Regions from separate parts of the Homo sapiens genome. Here region 2 is linked to region 1. The links are chromatin loops, found by intact Hi-C in ENCODE. Cell type or tissue: endothelial cell of umbilical vein. All regions are shown on one strand.

Region 1 (5,000 bases):
ACCCTAACCCTCAACACCCTCATCTGAACCCTAACCCTTACAGAATCGCTCTGGGCCTGCCTGGCTTTGCCAAGCCTGAGCGTGTGAGTGCATCTGACCTGCCCCCTCCGTTCTCTCTGGGCTCCTCCATCCTGTGTCTTCTGGCATCGCTCACAGACCCACGCCCCATCCTGCTCAGCCACCTTGACTCGCTGGGGGACCACAAGATGAACACAGCTCTGACACTGCCAGCTGACCCCGGCCACATCTGGGGCTTCCACGCGACGCTGTCCCCAAACAGCAAATCTTTGGGTACAGATGGGAGGTGTCCTGAGGCTGGGACAAGGACTGGGCAGGGGCTGGCAGCCGGTCTGGCAACATAAGCAAGCCCCTGGCTTTCCCTCTGCTCACTGCCTTGGCTCTCTTCCTCACTCTGTGACTGATCGGGTGCTCCTGAGAAACGGGCTCCCTGTGCTGCTCCTGGGGTGTGCGTCATTTTCCCGTGTCCCGTGTCCTACGGGTTCCAGGCACTACAATTCACTGGTCCACTCTGCTGCTGACAAACATGGGGACTGTTTCCAACTTCAGGCGTTCGTGCACGAAGCGGCGCTGTTCTGCCGTGTCTCCCAGCGCCCACCATGGGCCCCTGCGTGGGGCACTCCTCGGGCAGACACAGCCTCAGCCGCGCACGCTCACCAAGTGTGGTCTCACGTCCTCACCTGCCCTTGGTGCCATGTGTCTCTGGTATTTTGTGCCAAGCCAGGGGAGGATTAAGGCATTTCCCATCTTAATGACGTCTTGGCCTCTCCAAAGAAGCGCCTCTTTAGGGATTCTGCCCACGTTTCTAAGTGATGTAAGGTCCTTCCTGGTTTGATCTGAATGTGGGCCCTTGCCACGGCTCCTTAATCTAACTGTACCCCTGTACCTGTGCTGTTCTCTTTCCACAGAAGGGCGAGCTCTACCACACCACAGAGAAGTCAGAGCTCCGCAAGTCCCCACCTGGAAGATGGAAGACCCCTCAGAAACAGCCTGTTCTTCCCTCTGCAGAGGTGGGGGGCAGGGGGACTAGCCACACTCAAAACTGGCAGCCTCTGAGGGGAGGGAGTCACTTCAACATCTCGAACTTTAGACAGATGTGTGTGCCTCAGGCAGCATACACACACACATACATGCGTGCAAGCATGCACACATATGCAAGCACGCATGCACACACACAAACACACACGTCTGTCTCCTCCCCGGGAACACCGTGACCGGAAGAGGCTTCACACGCGTCGGCTGCAGGGTAGGAGACCCGACACAGCGCCGGGTCCTGATGGGCTGTGACGTGAAGATGGGGAGACCAGGCCCTTAGCAGCCACAGAACAGGCCCCGGAAAGACGCACGATGGCTCCACTCTTGGAAGCAGATGGTGGCTCTGTAGGGAGACAAGGCTTACCTTGCTCCAGGGACTCTGAGGAGACGCTGTGCAGGGAGGCTGCCCCCAGCAGGAGACATGGAAGGTGAGGGCAGAAGGAACAGCGGTGGGGAGCAGGGGCACTGACAGGTTCCAGACCCTGACCCTGAGCTTCCCACAGCGCCTAAACGCAACACCCTGACTCCTGAGAGGAAGGGAGGGAATCCCGAGCTGACCTCACACAGGAGAACCGAAGCTCAAAGCTCAAGTGTCACCCTGAAAGGCACCGGCAGACAAAGGCTGAGTCTCCAGAGCCAGCCCTGCATCCACCCAAACTAGCGTGGTGCAGGGACTCCTCCCTCGGCCGAGTCACCTGGCCCCAGACTGTCGGATGTGGGGCCAGCAGGGACCCTGGGGGACGCCCCATGGACACGAGGGAGACTGAAGCCCAGAGGGTCCCACAGCAGTGAGCAGCCCCTGCTGCCAGGCTCCAGGGCTCCAGAAGCCCCAGCCCACCCCACACTCAGGGCGCACAGAAGGCCCCAGGAGGGAGGGTGGGAAACGCCGGGTCAAGCGAGCAGCATCCGATTCTTTTCTGCAGGACATCTGAGCTGTGCCACACACACTAAGGCTTCTAAAGAGAAAAGACAGCGTTCCCCGCTGTCCAACCCTAATCATCACAGGACGCTTTCTGCAGAGCCCCTTGGGGCACGAAGATTCTTCCCAGCACCAGTCTGAGAAACGATGAGGCCCTGGGCAGGAGGAAACATGGCCCCATCCTGTTCTAGGGGCCACGGCACCCCTTGGGGCCCCTCTCCAGACCCAAGGCTGGACAGGCTGGCTTCCTGCCCAGCTCCAGCCAACTGGCATACACTAAGTGTGCAGCTGAGGTGGTGGGAGGAAGGTAAAACGTACCCCACTTGGCAGCCACTTCCAAAATTAAACATGGTTAACATCTGTCCCCGCTGTCCCAATTCCAGACATTTACCCAAGAAAAATGGGAACGGAAGTCCACACAAGCACCTGTATACAAATGTTCACGGCAGCTTTGCTCATAAGAGCCCAACACTGGAAACAACCCAACTGCACATCAACAGGTGGACAGATAAACAGATGTGGCCTGCGCATCGAAGGAATGCTACTCGTCAGCGAAATGGACCCACCGGGGACAGGCGCGGCAACAGGGTGAACCTCACAAAACATGCAGCTGCGGGGACACAGCTAGATGTGAGCACGTGCAAAGTACTGGAGCCTCTTCAGCAGCTCCAGAGCAGGGAACCCACCTCACCAGCGACACAGCGGCGACGAGGGCCGGGTCTGGGAGGGCGTGGGCCAGGGAGGGGCGACGGAGGCGGTCTCCCTTGCCGGGGTGCTGGTGACACAGCGGCTGCACCTGTCAGAACACGCCAGGGTGGAGACAGGAGATCTGTGTGCTTCCCGAGTACAGATCACGGCTCAGCATCTCATGGGAAAGGGACAGGGCTCTCTTCAGGACACGCAGTAAGATTTCAAGTGCGGGCACTTTTAATACTCCGCGATCCAAAGGCAGCTCCAGGGCCAGCCGCGGTTTCCGGCCTCAAGGGCAGGCTCGGTTCTGGAGCTCCCTCCAGTGGCCGTCGGGGTGCCGTCACTTTCAGGGCCCCACCAGGAGAGCAGGGGCCCCGCCGAGGACCAGAGCGCCTGGACCAGAGGGAGCCCTGCGCGGCCGGCACGGATGCCTCTCAATAGGCGGCATGGGGCCGACACGACTCGGTGAGTTCCCGCCACGGCTTTCGCCGGCAGCCGGCGGCTGGAGGACAAGGAGAATGCGCCGGTTCTGTTCCTGGACAAGCTCCATGGCGCTGCGGGGTCCCGGCCCAGAAAGCCCACCCTCCCCCAGAATTTCCCCAGGCCCACAGAAGGGGACCGGAATGGGAAAAATACCGACAAACGCAGCAACGGTGCGGCCGTAGGTGTCTGCGCATCCGGCGGGGCTCCTACGGGACCCCCACGCCGCCTGGACGCCGCCTAGCAGATTTGGGGCCAGGCTAATTGGGGCCCATCGTGGCCCACAGATGCCAGCTCCGGGCCATGCTGAGGGACAGGGGAGCGGAGGATACTGCCTGTTTCCCGGCGGGGGGCCCTGCTCAACAGCCTTTCCCTTCCCTACAAACTGTCCCAGGATCCCGGGCCATTCCTTCCAGTAAGTTGGGAAGTCCAGGACCAGACCTCAACGTGGAAAAAGCTGGAGGAGAGAAGGGGGGACGAGGGGTTCTACCTGCCCTCTACCTACCTGCCCTCCTACCTGTCTGTCCACGGGATGCCCAGAGGCTCCCAGACCACCAGCCCCAGACCCTTGGTACTGCGTCCCCAGCTGTCTGCCAGGGGCCTGCTGGGGAGGCCGATGCCCATCCCTAAGCCTGAGCCTCCAGCCCGGCACGAGGGAAGGCCCCACATGCCCCAAAGGAGAGGGTTCGGGGCACAATCTTCACAAAGGCTGGAGTGCACCCCAGAGGTGAGGGTTTGGGGCACAGTCTGTTGGCGGAGGCAGGAGTACACCCCAGAGGTGAGGGTTTGGGGCACAGTCTGTTGGCGGAGGCTGGAGTGCACCCAGAGGTGAGGGTTTGGGGCACAGTCTGTTGGCGGAGGCTGGAGTGCACCCAGAGGTGAGGGTTTGGGGCACAGTCTGTTGGCGGAGGCTGGAGTACACCCCAGAGGTGAGGATTTGGGGCAGTCTATTGGCAGAAGCTGGAGTACATCCCAGAGGTGAGGGTTTGGGGCACAGTCTGTTGGCGGAGGCAGGAGTACACCCCAGAGGTGTGGGTTTGGGGCACAGTCTGTTGGTGGAGGCTGGAGTGCACCCAGAGGTGAGGGTTTGGGGCACAATCTTCACACAGGCTGGAGTGCACCCCAGAAGTGAGGGTTTGGGGCACAGTCTGTTGGTGGAGGCTGGAGTACACCCAGAGGTGCGGGTTTGGGGCACAGTCTGTTGGAGGCTGGAATACACCCAGAGGTGAGGGTTTGGGGCACAGTTTTCACACAGGCTGCAGTGCACCCCAGAGGTGAGGGTTTGGGGCACAGTCTTCACACAGGCTGGAGTGCACCCCAGAGGTGAGGGTTTGGGGCACAGTCTGTTGGTGGAGGCTGGAGTACATCCAGAGGTGCGGGTTTGGGGCACAGTCTGTTGGAGGCTGGAATACACCCAGAGGTGAGGGTTTGGGGCACAGTCTTCACACAGGCTGCAGTGCACCCCAGAGGTGAGGGTTTGGGGCACAGTCTTCACACAGGCTGGAGTGCACCCCAGAGGTGAGGGTTTGGGGCACAGTCTGTTGGTGGAGGCTGGAGTACATCCAGAGGTGCGGGTTTGGGGCACAGTCTGTTGGAGGCTGGAATACACCCAGAGGTGAGGGTTTGGGGCACAGTCTTCACACAGGCTGGAGTGCATCCCAGAGGTGAGGGTTTGGGGCACAGTCTTCACACAGGCTGGAGTGCACCCCAGAGGTGAGGGTTTGGGGCACAGTCTTCACACAGGCTGGAGTGCACCCCAGAGGTGAGGGTTTGGGGCACAGTCTTCACACAGGCTGGAGTGCACCCCAGAGGTGAGGGTTTGGGGCACAGTTTTCACACAGGCTGGAGTGCACACCAG
Region 2 (5,000 bases), 280 kb before region 1:
CCAGTGCCCCTGTGCACCAGCTCAGCCTGCAGCCCCGGCCCTCTCGCCTCCCCAGGACTGCACAGGGCATCTCCCTTCCCCACTGCACGGTACAGGCCATTCTTTCTCCTGTCTTTAAAAAAACAAAACACAGATGCCCTGTACGCCGCCCCCACCTCCCCCACCTCCCCCACCGCACATCCGCCTGGCAGCAGGCTCCCTGGAAGCAGCCCGCCTTACCCCTCCTCGAGGCCCTGGGCCCATGGCAGGCATCTGCAGCCGTCCACCTGCCTGCACCTCTGAGCAGCGCCAGGCACAGCTGGCGGCCACGCACCCTCCTCTGGCTGCGGGACGCCCGTGCTCAGTCTCTTGGTCTTTCCCTCGCCCATGTGGGCCCCTCACTGCTCCTCTGCTGTGTCTGCACCGCTCCCTCAGAGCTCTTCTCCTGGCCTCAGCTCCACACACAAGTGCAGCTGCCTGGTGCCGAACCCTGGGCCGCTACCCCCCTCCCTGACTGCCTGCCGGGTTCCGCCACCCTCAGTGGCTCAGTGGCCATCTGTCCTCAAGACTGAAGGCGGAGACCTTGAGGTCCTCCTGGACCCCCTCTTAACTCCCAGCAGAATCTGATAGACTCCCCAGCCACTGCAGCAACCTCCCCATCCTCTTCCTGCCTCAGCTAGACACGCCCAACCCTTTCTGGCCCCCACCCCTGCAGCTCCCACTGCCCCCATCACACACACCACCACGAGCCCCTGACACGTTTGCCTTCCTGATTTTCATCATCGGCCACTGCTTCCCGATGAACCCTCCGTAAGCATGGGTTCATTTCCGGCTGTGTCGGTGATGCCTGGCCCGTGGGAGGTTTGCAGTCACTGCGGCAGGTGAATTGGCATCCGCAAATTGGATAAGAAAGTCGCCTGTTTTTCTGAGCCTATTTGCTCCTGTGAAACCTGTTTCTAAGCCCAAAAATGCCACCTGAAGACTCTGCAGGACATCATTTCATGGTCTGCCCACAACTGCCAGGAGGCGATTTTCAGTTCTTTGAATGCACGTTGTGACTGCCGTGCACCCACCCAGCAGCATCAGGTTCCTCATATTCACATAGTGACCATGCAGCATCAGGTCACTTGTCCACGTTGTGACTCAGGTCATTCGTATCCACATTCTGACTGCCGTCCACCCGTCCAGAGTGTCAGCTTACTTATATCCACGTTATGACTACTGTGCACCCATCCGCTGCATCAGGTCGCTCGTGTCCACACTGGGACTGCCGTGCACGTGGCCAGCAGCATCAGGTCACTTGTATCCACATTATGATCGCTGGACACCCATCCAGCAGGATCAGGTCATTCGTATCCACATTGTGACTACTGGGTCCCCATCCAGCAGCGTCAGGTCATTCGTCCCCAGATTGTGAGTCGGGTCACTCGTATCCACATTGTGACTACTGTGTCCCCATCCAGCAGCGTCAGGTCATTCGTCCCCACATTGTGAGTCGGATCACTCGTATCCGCATTGTGACTACTGTATGTCCACCCAGCAGCGTCAGGTTATTTGCAGATGCTTTTACAGATGCTTGAACTTCACTACAAAGCCAATTTGCACGAGAGGTAAGATTGGTTTCATGTTTGTTTCTGGCATGTTCAAGGTGTTTTTCTGTTTTACAGAGGTCCTCAAAGAGGGCAGCGGGCTGTTCCCAGATCTCCTGGTGAGGGAGACGGAGGCCGTCATCCACAAGCACCGCTCGGCCACCTACTGCGAGCAGCTCCTGCAGCATGTGCAGGCCGTGCCAGCCACACAGTGACCACGCTGGTTTCAGCCACGGCACACCCTTGTCCCCACCTGAGCCAGAGTTTGTGGCCTTTAAATCTCATAAACAAGGCACCTCTGTGCCAGCAGTGAGACTGTGACAGCAAGAATGTACTCCTCAGGACACCTGCCCACTCTTTCCCTGGAATAACAGCCTCTGAGTGGATTCTGCATGTTATGTGATTTGTTCTGTTCATCGAGAGGGCTCCCAAACATCTGCAGCTGATTTGAAATTAAAAGTAAGTCGCAGCCGCTCCTCCCGCAGCCACTTCAGCAGCATCTTAGATTTTAAGCCTCACGTGCGCAGCTGGTTCATGAACTATTGGCTGCATCCTGCTTAGGTGCCCACCAAGAAGGTTTTTACCTACTTAACAAAAAAGAAAGAAGCCAAAGTGATTAGAAAGAAATGAAATCTCTTTTTGGGTTCTGTCTACTGAAATTTAATATCTCAGTGAACAGACTAAAAGGAATTTAGAATCCTAACAACTTATCAGATTTCTCCTGTTTTAAATATACTGGGACTTTAAAGGTTATATGTCCGGTCACCGTATGTTTTAAGTCGGTGTTAATGCTAACAGTGTTGAAAACAATATTTCATGAGATCTAATTGTGGTTGCCCCTATAGGTAGCAGGAAAGTAAAGTTGCATTTCCCTCTCGCACATTCTACACCCAAGTGCCTAAAAGATCTCATTGTAAGTGGGTAGTGTTACCGGAAGCCATTGTGTTCACACGGGGGAAATGCCGTATATATTTTTCAACAAATATTAACGTTTATACTTTCATGTTTGAAAATTTAATTAAAAATGTTTGTTTTAATGATTGTGTATGCCTGACTTTGTGAGTTGGTAACTAACCGACATGTCAGGCAGGGATCCCAGCCTCTAGAATTCCAGAGTTCCTCTGTGGGGTGTCGTAGTGCCCGCTCTGGACACCAGGGGGCAGGAGCTCCCAACACGTTCGGGGAACACCCCTGGTAAGGAGGGCCCCATAGGACTCACCTTGAGAGGGGCTGGGGCATCAGGGTGAGGGCAGGCCAGCCTTGGGGGGGTGTCAGGGTTGGGGGAGGTCAGCCTTGGGGGGCATCATCAGGGTGAGGGCAGGCCAGCGTTGGGAGGGGTGTCATGGTTGGGGAGGTCAGCCTTGGGGGGTGTCAGGGTCGGGTGAGGTCAGCCTTGGGGGGCATCAGGGTGAGGGCAGGCCAGCCTTGGGGGTGTCTGGGTAGGGGGAGGTCAGCCTGGTTGGCAGGTGGGGTGTCCAGGTGCAGAGAGGTCAATCTGGATGGGGGTTGGTTTCAGAGTTGGGGGACGTCAACCTTGATGGAGGGTGTTTTGTCTGGGTGGGGGAAGGTCACCTTTGGGATTGTCTGGGTGGGGGAGGTCAGCCTTGGGGGAGGTCAGCCTTGGGGGTGGCTGGGGTGTCCAGGTTGTGGGAGGTCAGCCTGGGGGGGACGCCGGGGTGGAGAGGTCAGCCTTGGGGGGTGTCTGGGTTGAGGGAGGTGAACCTCGGAGGGTGTCAGGGTTGGGTGAGGTCAGCCTTGGGGGGTATCTGGTTTGGGGGAGGTCAGCCTTGTGGTGTCTGGGTTGGGGGAGGTCAGCCTTGGGGGGTGTCTGGGTTGGGGGAGGTCAGCCTTGGGGGGTGTCTGGGTTGGGGGAGGTCAGCCTTGGGGGGTGTCTGAGTTGGGGGAGGTCACTCTTGGGGGGAGTCAGGGTGGGAGGAGGTCACTCTTGGGGGGTGTCTGGGTTAGGGGAGGTCACCCCTGGGGGGTGTCAGGGTTGGGGGAGTTCAGCCTTGGGGATGGCTGGAGTGTCCGGATTGGGAGGTCAGCATGTATAGCTGAGCCTGCCCCATGGACTCACATCCCCTGCCCTAGACACCCTCGCCACCCTCTGGTCCCCTTCAGAGTTGCACCGTCATGGCTGTTCCCTGCGCCAGCTTCTGTAACTCGTGGCCACAGGGATTTCGGGGGCCCTCAGGGGTGGTCTTCCACCTCTTCCTTGTGTGCCCTTTGACCTCTGTGGCTTCTGCCACATCCTTGAAGAGCCCTCAAGAGCCCCTGGGTCGGTGGTCCTTGGTGGCGATGGAGCCAGTGGCAGCAGCCTCACCTGGAAGCTTGTTAGAAAGGCACATTGCAGGGCCTCAGGCCAGACCTACTGAGGCAGAGACAGGTGGGCCGCAGTCAGCCCTGCAGGTGATTCTGAGGCTGCGGACTGGGAGGACCCCCACCTGTGCACCAAGCAGTTCCCATCCAGCTCCCATCCAGCACGAGGCTCCGTCGTCTGTCTCTGTCACAAGACCCAGAAATGAATGGCAGGGAGCTTGCCCGAGAGGACACACGTGTGAGGGGCCCCTCGACCCCTCGGACGCAAGTGCACCAACCCCTGGGCCGTCCCTCGCCCTGCATGCTGGGGCCACAGCATGGGAAGAGACATCAGCGCTGCCGCTCCGTCTCTACACATCTGTAAAGGGAGCTCCCAGGGACCTGGCACGTCCACAGGTGCGTGTGTTCAGAGAAAGACGGAAACCCAGCCTACAAGGGTTCACAGACACCCAAGAGGCATTACGTCCCTCTCCACTTAATTCTTTGAAATGTTGATAGGCCGGGTGTGGTGGTTCATGCCTGTAAAATCCAGCACTTTGGGATGCTGAGTGGAGAGGATCACTTGAGCCCAGGAGTTCGAGACCAGCCTGGGGAACAGAGGGAGACCCCATCTCTACCAAAAATTTTTAAAATGAGCCGGGCGTGTTGGTGGCCCATGCCTGTAATCCCAGCACTTTGGGAGGCCAAGGCGGGCAGATCTCTTGAGGCCAGGAATTCAAGACCAGCCTGGACAGCATTGGGAAACCCCGTCTCTACAAAAAAATTTTAAAAATGAGTGGGCATGGTGGCGCACACCTGCAGTCTGAGCTACTCAGGAGTCTGAGATGGAAGAATCACCCGAGCCTGAGAAATCGAAGCTGCAGTTACCCAAGATTGCACTCACTTTTTTTAAACAAGTGAGACCTTGTTTAAAAAAAAAATTTTGTAAATCATAAATGAGTGCATTAATACAACATGTACTTTTTTTGTCTTGCCTCTTTCACTCATCAGTTTTGATGTCCATCTATGTTGGGGTGTCCATCAATAGTTCATTCCTTTTTGCTGCTGCGTAATATTCCATTCTATAGATAAGCCACAGTGTGTTCACCCACTCAGCTTTTGACGTGTGTTTGA

Evidence for each region. Hi-C counts contacts between places; a loop is a spot of excess contacts. Peaks named below come from ENCODE experiments on the same cell type or tissue, not always from the same donor. Only the 100,000 strongest peaks of a DNase experiment are listed, where the experiment ranks them.
Region 2: it touches region 1 in a loop (22-fold over the local background); 2 of 110 quality-filtered maps call a loop at or near these places.

What each region holds. Positions count from the first base shown.
Region 1 is chr7:1,062,958-1,067,957 of GRCh38, forward strand. All of the region lies in intron 2 of CHLSN (cholesin), which reads right to left. CHLSN-AS1 (CHLSN antisense RNA 1) reads left to right here and starts at 2,774. Exons shown (of 3, transcript NR_187853.1): 1 at 2,774-3,127. RefSeq lists a silencer at 1,396-1,690 and an enhancer at 2,747-2,916. In endothelial cell of umbilical vein, CTCF peaks have their summits at 2,980 (motif pointing left) and 3,179; a DNase peak (open chromatin) is centred at 2,954.
Region 2 is chr7:783,871-788,870 of GRCh38, forward strand. It overlaps DNAAF5 (dynein axonemal assembly factor 5), which reads left to right. Exons shown (of 13, transcript NM_017802.4): 13 at 1,647-2,605. The coding sequence ends at 1,783. Among named protein-coding and RNA genes, the nearest start is that of SUN1, 46 kb to the right of the region's middle. In endothelial cell of umbilical vein, a CTCF peak has its summit at 2,705 (motif pointing right); a DNase peak (open chromatin) is centred at 2,721.